Regions from separate parts of the Mus musculus genome. Here region 2 is linked to region 1. Evidence: chromatin contacts called from ENCODE POLR2A ChIA-PET data. All regions are on one chromosome and are shown on one strand. Each heading gives the region's core, a stretch centred on a gene start or an enhancer-like site at or near the end of the contact. The rest is flanking DNA. Distances are from core to core; before and after follow the strand shown.

What was found. ChIA-PET counts read pairs that join two places held with the same protein, here RNA polymerase II (POLR2A).
Region 2: POLR2A ChIA-PET joins it to region 1 with 12 read pairs in Patski. The contact joins the promoter of Spag5 here to the promoter of Sdf2 in region 1. POLR2A ChIA-PET finds 5 or more read pairs at or near these places in 2 of 5 experiments (Patski and embryonic stem cell).

Annotation. Positions count from the first base shown.
Region 1 is chr11:78,243,149-78,249,441 of GRCm38, forward strand. It overlaps Sdf2 (stromal cell derived factor 2), which reads left to right and starts at 2,598. Exons shown (of 3, transcript NM_009143.3): 1 at 2,598-3,022. The coding sequence starts at 2,848. Supt6 (SPT6, histone chaperone and transcription elongation factor) reads right to left here and starts at 2,555. Exons shown (of 37, transcript NM_009297.2): 1 at 2,400-2,555.
Region 2 is chr11:78,298,852-78,305,144 of GRCm38, forward strand. It overlaps Spag5 (sperm associated antigen 5), which reads left to right and starts at 2,740. Exons shown (of 24, transcript NM_017407.3): 1 at 2,740-2,859; 2 at 3,044-3,169; 3 at 5,195-6,189; 4 at 6,292-6,293. The coding sequence starts at 2,809. It overlaps Gm3948 (predicted gene 3948), which reads right to left and starts at 2,660. Exons shown (of 4, transcript NR_166889.1): 1 at 2,454-2,660; 2 at 1,271-1,359.

The DNA of each region.
Region 1 (6,293 bases), core at 1,348-3,847:
TTTTTCTAAGACTAAAAAGGAGCAGCTAGTTCAATAGAGTAAAATCCAAGAGCCAAGCATTAGCAACTGTACTAGTCCAGAGACTCGGAAATGAAAACAGAGTAACCATTGGATTTGGCCACCTAGTAGCTTCTGGTGTCCACAATAATTTTGGTGAGCAGTTCCAAGGAGAGTCAGATTGGTATTAACTAAAGTCCTGGTGAAAGGTAAGAAAGTTGAACTGGTATAAACTGAAACCTGACTATAGGATGAAAATCTTAAAATTAGGGTGCTGAAGCTATGCTTAGTAGTAACAGCACATGTTTATACTTCTAGCACTGGGGAGGCTGAGGCGGAGTGACCACAACTCCTACGTCAGCCTAGGCTACCTGTCAAGGAAGATGATGGCTGGAGTGGCCTTTCAGAGAGATTAGAACAGAATTTTGGTTTTGATTTTTTTTTTGGTTTTTTTTTTGGTTTGGTTTGGTTTGGTCTTTTCTGAAACATAGGATTTGGTGATTGATATTGGGAAATCATTGTGAGGAAGCCAGTGATCACACCCGACCCAGATGGTGATTACATTTATTAGGAACAAGAATATTGCTGGATGGTGGTGGCACAAGCCTTTAGTCCCCAGTACTCAGGAAGCAGATCTCTGTGGATTCAAGGACAACTAGAAAGAGTGATTCTGTCTTCAAAAACCAAAAAAAGAACTAGAGGGAGTAAATAAGCTTTGATTGGATTTTAGGACTGTTCTACTTTCTGGCTTGATATATCACTTGGTAAGTAAGATTAAGTTCATTTGGAGAGTGTTAATTCTTTGCCAGTCTAAGCTAGGCAGTGGTGGTGCATGCCTTTAATCCCAGCACTTGGGAGGCAGAGGCAGGCGGATTTCTGAGTTCGAGGCCAGCCTGGTCTACAGAGTCAGTTTCAGGACAGCCAGGGCTATACAGAGAAACCCTGTCTTGAAAAAAATAAAAACAACAAAAAATACTTTACCAATCTAATCTAGTCTAATCTAATAGTCACACAAGCCAACCAAATAAAATAAGCCTGTAGTGGTGGGACACTAGGCATGGAGAGGGGCTCTAAACTCGTGGTTGAAGGGAGAGCTGTTTTTGAGACAGGGTCTACAAATGCAACCAAAACGTAAATTCCATGATCCTCCTGGCTCAGCTTCTCCATTGTTGCTATAATTGTTTTGTAACTAAAACACTGAAGACTCACAAACTGTGAGTGTTCAACAATAGAACTAAACTTTTTCTCCCCAAAATTAATTAAATTCAACGACTTCCACACATTGTAGCATACTTCAATGCTGGGGAGGGGGACCAGGCTCCTCCCTTCCTACAGGTTTATGGGCAGTTAACGGTTGCTAGGGGGGAGGGGCTCATCATGAGATCCCACCAACCCTAAGGATCGATAGTAATTCATGGTTGCTGGGGGAGGGGAACATTTTCTTTAGGGTTGTAGCCCAGGCTTCTCTGAATACTTCTTCACCCATGTACTTGTAAACCACCATAAATTAACTAATTGAGGCATACACACACACACACACACACACACACAAATTAATGAAAGTAATAAGTAATGGAGGATTCTGAAGAAGGGGAGCAGCGGGAATGGAGTGGGGCGGGATGAAAAACAAATTACCCTATGACCTTTGTATTACCGTGTCTTTTCATGTAATTATTACAGGAGACCCGCCTCCTAAAGGAAAACAGAAATCGATTCTTTCTGTAATACAGAGGAACTGCTTTACTTAAGATACTCGAGTACCTGATGTCAAACAATACACATTTCTGATTTAACAACCAATTCTAATATTTATGATAGGTCTTTGGCAAGTGTTCGAGGAAATGAATTATACAAGATGGAAGGCTCCAGGTACTTAAGTATAAACTCGCATCTTTAGAAAGGATTAAGGGACTTGCCCATATGTGGAAAAAAAACCGTATAATTACTCAACATTTTGTAAAGAGCTAACATTCAGCACAGTACACCCGCCTCATGGCTGAACTCTCGAAAGCTCAGCAGGACCCAAACGCCGGACTAATTAATCCGATCACCTGATGCCAAGTAAAGAAACCCTTAGGTCTCTCTTCTAGTCCCAATTTTTTGCGTGGCCCAGATTCCAGACGCCGCGGAGAAGATGGGATCCCAGAAAGCCTGTTGATTCAAGAGGTAACCCCAGGTCACAGGTTCCGGGTGGTACCGCGTGGAGAAAGGGCTGGAGACTCTGAGCAATCACGGTACTTTCCTGTCCTTTTCCCCCCTGGCAGATCAGGGAAAGCCAGGGCCCCCTTCCTTCCCGCAGTGGGGCACCCCAAAGCTTCTTCCCTTACGGGACCAGGCCCCAGGAGTCTGGCTCGCCACCTGCGCACCCACACACGCAACACACTCTCCAGGCTGAGCGTTACCTGCTTGAAGGCCGCTGCTTCTCCGCTACGCTAAGCTCCCACCGAAGAAAATGGAGTCGCCGATCAGAGACTGCAAAAGGATAGTCCGGACCCACCGCAAGGGCCCTCCGCAGCCGCCGCCACCACCACCACCACCGTCGCCGCTGCTGCGTTAACGTAGTACGTCACCTCCGGCTCTCTGTCACTGGGAGTGGGAGGGTCATTTCCTGCTGTCTTTTCCCCTCCGGCGTCTAGGGCTTTGGTTCCGAGTCCGCGAACGCCTAAGGAACGCAGCCGCCACAGAGCACCCAGTACAAAGTGAGGTCCCGAAGGCCTCCCGGGCCAGCGTGTTCTTTAAGCCGCTCTCGCCAAAGGAACCATAAAGATTCAGGTTAAGGAGTCTTCTCTTCCATCTTGGCGTAGTTCTACCCTCGGCTTCCGGTTCCGGGGACGGGCCTAATTTTCTTGGATGATTAGTTCTCTCGGATCTAGGATGGCTGTCTTGTCGCTTCTGTTGTTGGGTGGTTTGTGGAGCGCTGTGGGAGCGTCCAACATGGCTGTCGTTACTTGCGGCTCCGTGGTGAAGCTACTCAATACACGCCACAATGTCCGACTGCATTCTCACGACGTGCGCTATGGGTCAGGTACAGAGGGGGACTCACCGCTCTGGGTGGGCTGCCTAGGCCGGGTGAGCCTAGAAGGGGCGGGGCCTCGGAGTCTGAGGGCGTGGTCTGGGAAAGTTAGCCGTGCCCTATTTCTTGAAGAGGACGACGAGTTGCCAAGGAAACTTAGTCCTAATGTTAGTTTCTGTTTGATGAGCTGTGGGCCAAACGTGTTACATATATACTTTCCGGTTTTTAACATTGTATTGAGGACAGATACTAAAGTTATTTTCTTAGGTGAGTAAATAGACCTAGAGATATTGCTCAAAGCCAGCTAGTGAATGATGGAGACAGGGTTTAATCCAAATCTGTGCAGGTTCAAAATCTTTCAGATTCCATGGGCTGCCACTATTTTGTGCTGGAGAGAGGAGCATTTAGAGCAAGACAACATAAGCTGAATCTCAGATTTTAAATGTCACCTATTTTTAGCTCATATTTTTTGACACTCTAACTTAGCAATAACTTTCTTGTAAAGAATTTAAGCATTGACAGACATTGCAGAGGAAAGTCTGTTTTTTATCATGTGCAATTAAAATACTCACTTATTCGTGGGCTCATTCATTTGGCCTAGATTTAAAGAGCACTTTTAGTGTGTCTCGTATTGTTCTAGATACAGGAAATACAGTAGTGAATCAAACAATAAAACAAGACTAATGGGCAGGCGTGGTGGCCTAGGTCTGTAATTGTAGCACTCAAAAGGTTGAAGCAGGATTGTAACTTCAAGATCAGCCTAGCCTATATAGTGGGGGCTGTCTCAAAACAACAGAAGTTCAAAGGCTGGTAATTACTTCAGTGTTAGAGTATTTGCCGAGCATACGGAAAGCTTCTGCCCCCACACTGGAGGAAATAAAGTCATGAAGTTCGACAGGAGGTGTACTTGTGATATAATTTGAATGATTGATGATGCTATTTGCTAGAAAGGAAGTGACCTTCTAAGATGGTTAGTCTGTTCACAACTCTCAGAACCTGTCTTACCAGTTTAGTCCAGGGAGTATGTAGTCTTTACATTCCTAACCACCTCATTCAGTAAACACCTACTCAGGCTTACTACATTCTTTTTTTTTTTTTTTTTCTTTTTCTCGAGACAGGGTTTCTCTGTGTAGCCCTGGCTGTCCTGGAACTCACTTTGTAGACCAGGCTGGCCTCGAACTCAGAAATCCGCCTGCTGCTGCCTCCCAAGTGCTGGGATTAAAGGCATGCGCCACCACTGCCCGGCAGTTTTACTACGTTTTAATTTAATGTTTCCTGCTCTGGCTCTACTAAATAAAAATGGAGTTAGGCTGGGCGGTGGTGGTAGAGCAGGAGGCATTTAGTCTTAATATTCTGGAGGCAGAGAGAGGCAGGATCTCTGAAGACAGCCACTCTACCTAGAGAATTTCAGACCAGCCAGTGCTACACAGTGAGACACTGCCTCAACAAACAAAAATCCAAATTAGCAGTCGGGTGGTGGTGGGCCATTCCTTTAATCCCAACACTTAGGAAGCAGAGGCAGGTGGATCTCTTTGAATTTCAGGTCAGCCTGGTCTACAGAGTGAGTTCCAAGACAGCTAGGACTACACAGAGAAACCCTGTCTCGATAAAAAAATAAAAATCAAAAAATCAAAATCATTTAAACGAAGAACTTGGATTAGCCCTCTTGGGGGATGGGTTTGTGCATCATCTATTCAGATGCTAATTTCTATGCTTCTCTTTAACTGCAGTCCAGAAGTTGGCCAGGTTAAGCACTTCCAGTTTCAGTGTTATGCAAAAATTGTTATCCGTCACCTCTGATTGGTTAATAAAGAGCTGATTCAGCCAATGACTGAGCAGAGGAGAGAGGGAAGGCAGGACTTCCCGTCCCAGTCATGGGGTCCCACAGAGGAGTGAGAAGGGGTTGGGGGAGGAAGAAGAAAAGAAGATATGGAGGGACCAGGAGTGGCCATGAGAACACAGGTGGAGCAGAGTGGGGCTGATGAGGCTCAGGTCACAGGTGAACGACCATGAGGCTGGGGAGTAGCCAAGCTAGCACAGTAGAATAGATGACTTTCTGTCTAGCTATAGGGCTCACAGCCTTTTAATACATTTATTAGGTTCCTGTGCCTTTTATTCAGGGACCAAAAAGGACTAGAATGGACCAAGAAACGCCTTGTCCTTATTTGGGAGCAAAAGGGGTGGAGCAAATCCCCCAATTACTTTTACATAGCCCAATACCTGATGATAGTACATTTTCCTTTTTAAGAGCTACAGCTGCTGGGCAGTGGTGGCGCATACTTTTAATCCCAGCACTTGGGAGGCAGAGGCAGCGGATTTCTGAATTGGAGGCCAGCCTGGTCTACAAAGTGAGTTCCAGGACAGCCAGGGCTACACAGAGAAACCCAGTCTTGAAAAACAAACAAGCAAACAAAAGAGCTACAGTTATTTACATACATACAGTTACTCAATGTTTTCACCATGCACAATTATATTAGCTAAGGTATGGCTACAAATTTGTATGATCTAAAAATATTTTATTGTGGCTTTTTGAGACAAGGCTTTACTATACAGTCCTAACTAGAGTAAAACTTGCCAAAAGACAACTTGGGGCGTGTTGACTGTCTCCTACTGTGAATCTTCAGAATTGAACTCAAGTATAACTCCAAAATACCTTTAACCATTGATCCAATTCATTGGCTCTTTTTATGCTTAGATTTGTGTATCACTGGGCTTGGTGACCCTGTTTCAAAACAAGAAAGTGTGTGTGTGTGTGTGTGTGTGTGTGTGTGTGTGTATGTATGTTCGTGAGTGTTTTTTTCAAGATGGTTTCTGTGTGTAACAGAGCCCTGACTGTCCTGGAACTCACAGACATCTGCCTGCCTCTGCCTTGGTATGCTACCATGCCTGACTCCCTTTTATAGTTTTTACCTGAGTTCTGGAAATTGATGTTAAGCTAGCATGGCTAATACTTTTTCCCACTAAGCCATCTCCCTTGCCCCCACTCTGTGTCTTGAGGCATGATCTATCATGGGGACCTGGGGCTCACCAGGCTGGCTAGGCTGGCTTGGCAGTAAGCTGAAGGCTGCTTGTGACATCTTCCCAGTGCTGGGATTACGGGCACAGTTCACAGTGCCTGTCCTTTTTTATGTGGGTTCTGAAGGTGGAACTCGAATAATCAGGCCTGGTAACCAGAAAACAACTTGCAGGCATCATTCTCTTTCTACTGTGTGGCTCTGGGGTGGAACTTAGGCTGGGGCTTAGGCAGCCTGTGCCTTCACCCTTGGGTATCTCCCTGGTCCTT
Region 2 (6,293 bases), core at 1,490-3,989, 56 kb after region 1:
TTGCATTTATTGTTTTGACCAAGGTGTTACAGTATTTTCCATCCTATCTCATCCTCCCTATTCATATTTGTTACTAGTAGCACACTACTGTCTTTGTATGAGCACAGCTGGAATCTCACATGCCAACTACCACAAGGCCTAAGCATTCCACACACATTGTTTGTGTGATACAAACTTTTGCTAACCTTTATTTACCTGCCTGGACTTTTCCGACACTATCCACTATTTATTTGCTGGGTCTTTTTGATGGACCATGTATTAGTCAGGGTTCTCTAGGGTCACAGAACTTATGGAATGTCTTTATATATTTAAAGGGAATTTATTGTAATGACTTACAGTCTGCTGTCCAACTAACCCAACAATGGGCAGCTGTGAATGGGAAGTCCCAATATCTAGCAGTTGCTCAGTCCCACCAGGCTAGTTGTTTCAGCTGGTCTTCTGTCTAAGCTGGAATCCTGAAGAAGTAAGTAGGGTCCAGATGTCCTGGCAAGTGAGTGTAAAGCTGCAAAGCCTTTCCCTTCTTCCATTGTCCTTATTTAGGCCTCCAGCAGACAACTTGGCCCAGATTAAAGGTGTGTACCACCACGCCTGGACCTGGAACTTGCTTTGCCCCAGGCTGACTTTGAATTCAGAGATCTGCTTGCTTTAGTCTCCTGAGATTAAAACTATACACTACCTTGCCTGGGCCTCAAGGTTTTCATGACCACTATGCCTCAAGATCCAGGTCAGAAGCCTGTATTTTCCAGCCTCAAGATCTGGATCATGGGTGTGCCCTCCATTTCTGGATTGTAGTTCATCCCAGACGTAGCTGGCAACCAGGAACGGCCACCTCAGACCACAAATACTCTTGGGGTACCTTTTGCTGAACCTTGGACAATTCCAAGCTCAAAAGCATTCTCAGGACTCTGAGGCAGAAGGATTGCCGAAAAATTGAGGCCAGCCTAGGCTAAAGAGAGATCCTGCCTCAAAAAAGGAAAAATCACTCTATTGGAAGAGCAGTTGCTTGGTAGAGCACAAACTTAGCATGTTCTAGGCCCTGGGACTCTTATCTTCGGCACTACCCACCTATCTTGTCTCCCCCTGTTTTTATTCAAGCAGTTTTTCTAAAGCCTACAGACTGGTACTGTTTGTCTCTAGAGTAGCAGTGTTCAATAGAAGTATAATGAATGCACTCAGGAGGCAGAGGAAGAGCTGAAAGGAGCCCGATCTATACCACCAGAGACTAGCTTAAAACAAAACAAAAAGACATGTATGATTTTAATCCTAGTACCCAGGAGGTAGAGGGCCAGTGGGTCTCTTTATGAGTTCAAGGCCAGCTTGATCTGATTTCCAGGGTAGCAACAAGTACACAGAGAGACCCTGTCACAAAGAAGAAATGAAACACAAGTTAGTATAACTTATATGTCTGTACATGTTCATGTACCTGTCTACCTGCTTGCTCACATGTGTAGGGCTTTGTGGAACCAGAGGTCAACATTACATATTTTTTTCAATCACTCTAGACTTTATCTTTCAAGACATTTTCTGTTATTGAACCCAGAACTCACTGATTCATTAGACTAACTGAGCAGCAAACCCCAGGGGATCCTCTCATTTCTGCCTCAGCCCCCATGTTGTTAGGAGAACAGGCAAAAACTGCTGCACCCAGCCCTTTTTTTTTTTAACAGGATCTATGTAGCCCTGGCTGTCTTGGTACACACTGTGTAAACCATCCTGGCCTCGAACTCACAGAGATCCACCTGCTTCTGCCTCTTCAGTGTTGAGATTAAAAGTGTGCACCACCATGCCCGGCTTTTTATTGGGTATTGGAGATCCAAATTCAGGCCCTCAAGCTTTCCTGACAAGCTCTAAGATGGAGTCATTGCCCCATTCTTCCCCTTACATAATTTTAAAATTGTCACCCATGTTCAAAAGGTTTAAAACAAGAAATTTTAATATATTTTATTTAACCTAGCATATCTAAAAATATTTCAGTATGCAATTAACATTAAAAAAATAGTTTTTCCATACAAGGTCTGAAATGCAATGTGCATTTCACACCTGTATTATATTCCCATTTGAAGAATTCAGAGCTACATGCAGCCCGCAGAAAGTTACTGACCAGTACAGTTCCTGATGGGCGCGCATACCCTGACAGAACCCTACAGTTTCTAACATTAAAGCTCTTCTTTGGTTCTCTTCTTTTTCTTCATACATTAACACTTCTAAATTGGCCTGTGATTTCATCATTCAAGAGGCTGAGGGCCAGGCAGTGGTGGTGTGGGACACGCTGTTTGTGTGTGTGAGAGTGTGTATGTGTGTGAGAGAGTTAGTTATTAATATAGCAAGCACTTGAAACAGATCACCATAAATGCACAGTAAAGTAAATATCAACTATTATTCTAGTGATCTTGTTACAGTAGGCTCCGAGGTTAGACACAAGAAAGGCCCAGAAATTCTGAAGAGGCGGTTACCTGAAGGCCGAAATTGGGCACTTAGGAACTCCCTCTGGCCGTTATGAAACTGGCACCTATGCCTGGACAGCCCAACCCTGGGGGAAGTGCGGCTCACTCGGTAACCGGGGGAACGGAGCCACTGAAACAGGACTCCACGACTCTCCAGCAGCCCACAGACACACCAGCCTGCCAGATGGGTGCTTCAGTGGAGGCGTTAGGCTGAGCGGCTCGTGGGGGCGTGACGCGCGCAGGTCCCGCCCACCATACGTACCGCGGCCCCGCAGCCAATCCCGAAGTGCGTATTGGGTTCAAATAGAGGCGGCGGGTGAAAGTGGCCATTTCGACTTGGTCTGGTTAAGTGATCGAGTTGAAAATGTGGAGGGTGAAAACACTGAATCTCGGTTTGTCGCCTTCGCCCCAAAAGGTGAGGAGAGAACTCCGGCAGACAGGGCGCTACCTGGGCGGGGCCGGGCGGGGCCGAGGCCGGTGAAGTCCGGCTCCGGACGAAGTGGGGCAGCGGGAGGCATTGTCCGCCCCGGCCTAGCGGTTGTGGGAAAACACTCCGGGAGGCCGAGACCAGCTTTCCTCACACTCGCTTTCTCTCTCAGGGGAAGCCAGCTATGAGTACTCCTCTCCGAGAGCTTAAACTACAGCCCGAGGCCCTCGCCGATTCAGGGAAAGGTCCCTCTATGATCTCCGCGCTGACCCCATACCTGTGCAGGCTGGAGCTGAAGGTGAGATTTTTAGCTTCACAACTGGGCTGTTTGCCCAGGCTCAGATGCTCAGAGGAACAGAGGGCCAAAGCTGGAACGTAATTAATAACGATAATGAAGTCTTCCACTTCCGTGACATCCATTTACAGCTATTCAGGCCAACAGAGAGGTGCCCTGGGGTGGTTAAAACGAATCCACTGAGAACCCACACCTCTATTTAGCTGGGTTCGATTTTTTTTTTTCTTTACCTCTTTTCTTGTTTTTGACCTATACCAAATTCCCGAGAAATACTGGCACATTTATGGAGAGATCTGTCTCCAAGAGTTGAAACCATATCCATCTATCCTATGGGGTAGTTAGAATTTTCCTGTATCCAATACTTTAAACTATTACCTTGCAGAATTGCCTATATTGAGCTGTACCTTTTAGTTAGAAGGTTTTCTATTGTTACTGTTACTATTATTGTTGTTTTGGGTTTTGTTTGTTTGTTTTTGTTTTTGTTTTTTGAGACAGAGTTTCTTTGTGTAGACCTGGCTGTCCTGAAACACTTTCTGTAGACCAGGCTGGCCTGAAACTCAGAGATCTGCCTACCTCTGCCTCTCCAGTTCGGAGATCAAGGGTGCCAGCCACCACTACCACCACTCAGCTTCTTTTCTACTTTTAGATTTTTTTTTTAATGTTTTAGATTTTTTTTTAATTACTTGTCAAATGACTTAAGAGAAATAGTACAAACTGCTTTTGTAAAACTTGTCAAGAGAGGAGTTTGACCCACTGGGTTCTTTAAAGACATTTTGTAGAACTTACTTGGGAAATTGTCCTGAAGAAATTGCTATCATTTCCTCTTCCTATAGGGAGAACCAGGAAGCCTACCATTCTTTCAAAATATGAAAGTTTGCTTTTTTTTTTCTTTGACCATGATTTTGTTATTTTATGGTGCTGGGTATTAAACCTAGGTCTTTGTGCTTGCTAGATGGATACTACACTACTACTAAACTATACCCGCAATCCTATTTCATTAACTTTATTCTGTCTTTAGTAACTCAAGATTTTTGTTTGTTTGGTTGGCTTTGGTTTTTTAAAAAATATTTATTTATTTATTTATTTATTATATGTAAATACACTGTAGCTGTCTTCAGACACTCCAGAAGAGGGAATCAGATCTCATTACAGATGGTTGTGAGCCACCATGTGGTTGCTGGGATTTGAACTCCGGACCTTTGGAAGAGCAGTCGGGTGCTCTTACCCACTGAGCCATCTCACCAGCCCAGCTTTGGTTTTTTTTGAGACAGGGTTTCTCAGTGTAGACTTGGCTGTCCCAGAACTCACTCTGAAGACCAGGCTGGCCACTCAGAGATCCACCTGCCTCTGCCTCTTGAGTGCTAGGATTAAAGGTATGTGCCACCACCAGCTGGCATTCCTGGAGTGATCTCTGAGTTATTCTGGTGTAACTCTAGATTCTGAGAGCACTTGAAACATTTCCCATCCTCTGTTCAGTCTCTCCTACCCCCCACTCTTTCTCTCTTAAGAGTTATCTATTTATTTTATCTATACGAATACACTGTAGCTGTTTTCAGTCACACCAGAAGGGGGCATCGGATCTCATTACAGATGGTTGTGAGCCACCATGTGGTTGCTGGGATTTGAACTCAGGACCTCTGGAAGAGCAGTCAGTGCTCTTAACCGCTGAGCCATCTCTCCAGCCCCTACCATATCTCTTAAGATGTTGGTTGGAATTAGAAAAGGACGTGGCAGGGTCATAGTCAAGGTAGAGTCTCCCATTGGCATAAATAGATTTGCTTAGTCTGTTTATACTATGGGCTGCATCCCCTATATGTACGGGATGCATAAGGATCCAAAGTGGTTTCCTATCTTTCTTTTCCTACTAGTAGTTCTGTGTAGTAACCAGCAAGGATTAGCTAACTTCTTACCTCAGAGGAGATAATAAGGACTCTGACTTTTCTGAGTTTGGATATTACTGTGTACCCCAGTTATATGTTGAGGGCTGAATTGGACTCCCTTAGTCAGCTATTATGTTTCTTTTGGCAGGAAAGATGCAACAACTCATCTCCAGTGGATTTTATCAATACTGAGAACAACTTCCTTTCAGAACAGTTCAGCCATCCTTCAACGCACATAGAAGCTTGCCAGCGTGAATCCGATCCAACTCCTGAAAGCAACTCTCTTTTCCATACTTTGGAGGAAGCAATAGAAACAGTGGATGACTTTGTCGTGGACCCAAGAGATGATAGTATAGTGGAGTCCATGGTTCTTCTGCCCTTTTCATTAGGGCAGCAGCAAGACCTGATGCTCCAGGCTCACTTAGATACCACAGCAGAGAGAACTAAAAGCTCTCTAAATGAATCTTTGGGGCTAGAAGATCTGGTGGGGAAGGAGGTGGCACCTTGTGTGGAAGACAGCCTAACAGAAATTGTTGCTATTAGGCCCGAGCAACCTACATTTCAGGACCCTCCGTTAGGACCCAGTGACACTGAAGATGCACCTGTGGACTTAGTTCCTTCTGAAAATGTCCTGAATTTCTCTCTGGCTCGTCTTTCTCCTTCAGCTGTCCTGGCCCAGGATTTCTCTGTCGATCATGTCGATCCAGGGGAGGAAACCGTAGAGAACAGAGTCCTACAGGAAATGGAAACGAGCTTCCCCACATTCCCTGAGGAGGCCGAATTGGGAGACCAAGCACCTGCTGCAAATGCAGAAGCCGTCTCACCCTTGTACCTGACATCAAGTCTAGTGGAGATGGGGCCCCGGGAAGCCCCAGGCCCAACAGTAGAAGACGCCAGTAGGATTCCTGGCCTTGAGTCAGAGACTTGGATGTCCCCATTGGCCTGGCTAGAAAAGGGTGTGAATACATCGGTCATGCTACAAAACCTCCGCCAGAGCTTATCCTTTTCTTCTGTGCTTCAGGATGCTGCCGTTGGCAACACACCCCTCGCCACGTGTTCTGTGGGCACTTCCTTTACTCCTCCAGCACCACTGGAGGTAGGCACCAAGGACAGTACTTCAGAGACAGAGCGCCTCCTCTTGGGGTAAGTGACCTCTAAGCCTGTGCCTCTGGGGCTCCAATATTGTGCACCTGCCACTCGAATCTCTTCCCCTTCCTGTCATCTTTTCTTCTTTTCCTGTGGTAGCT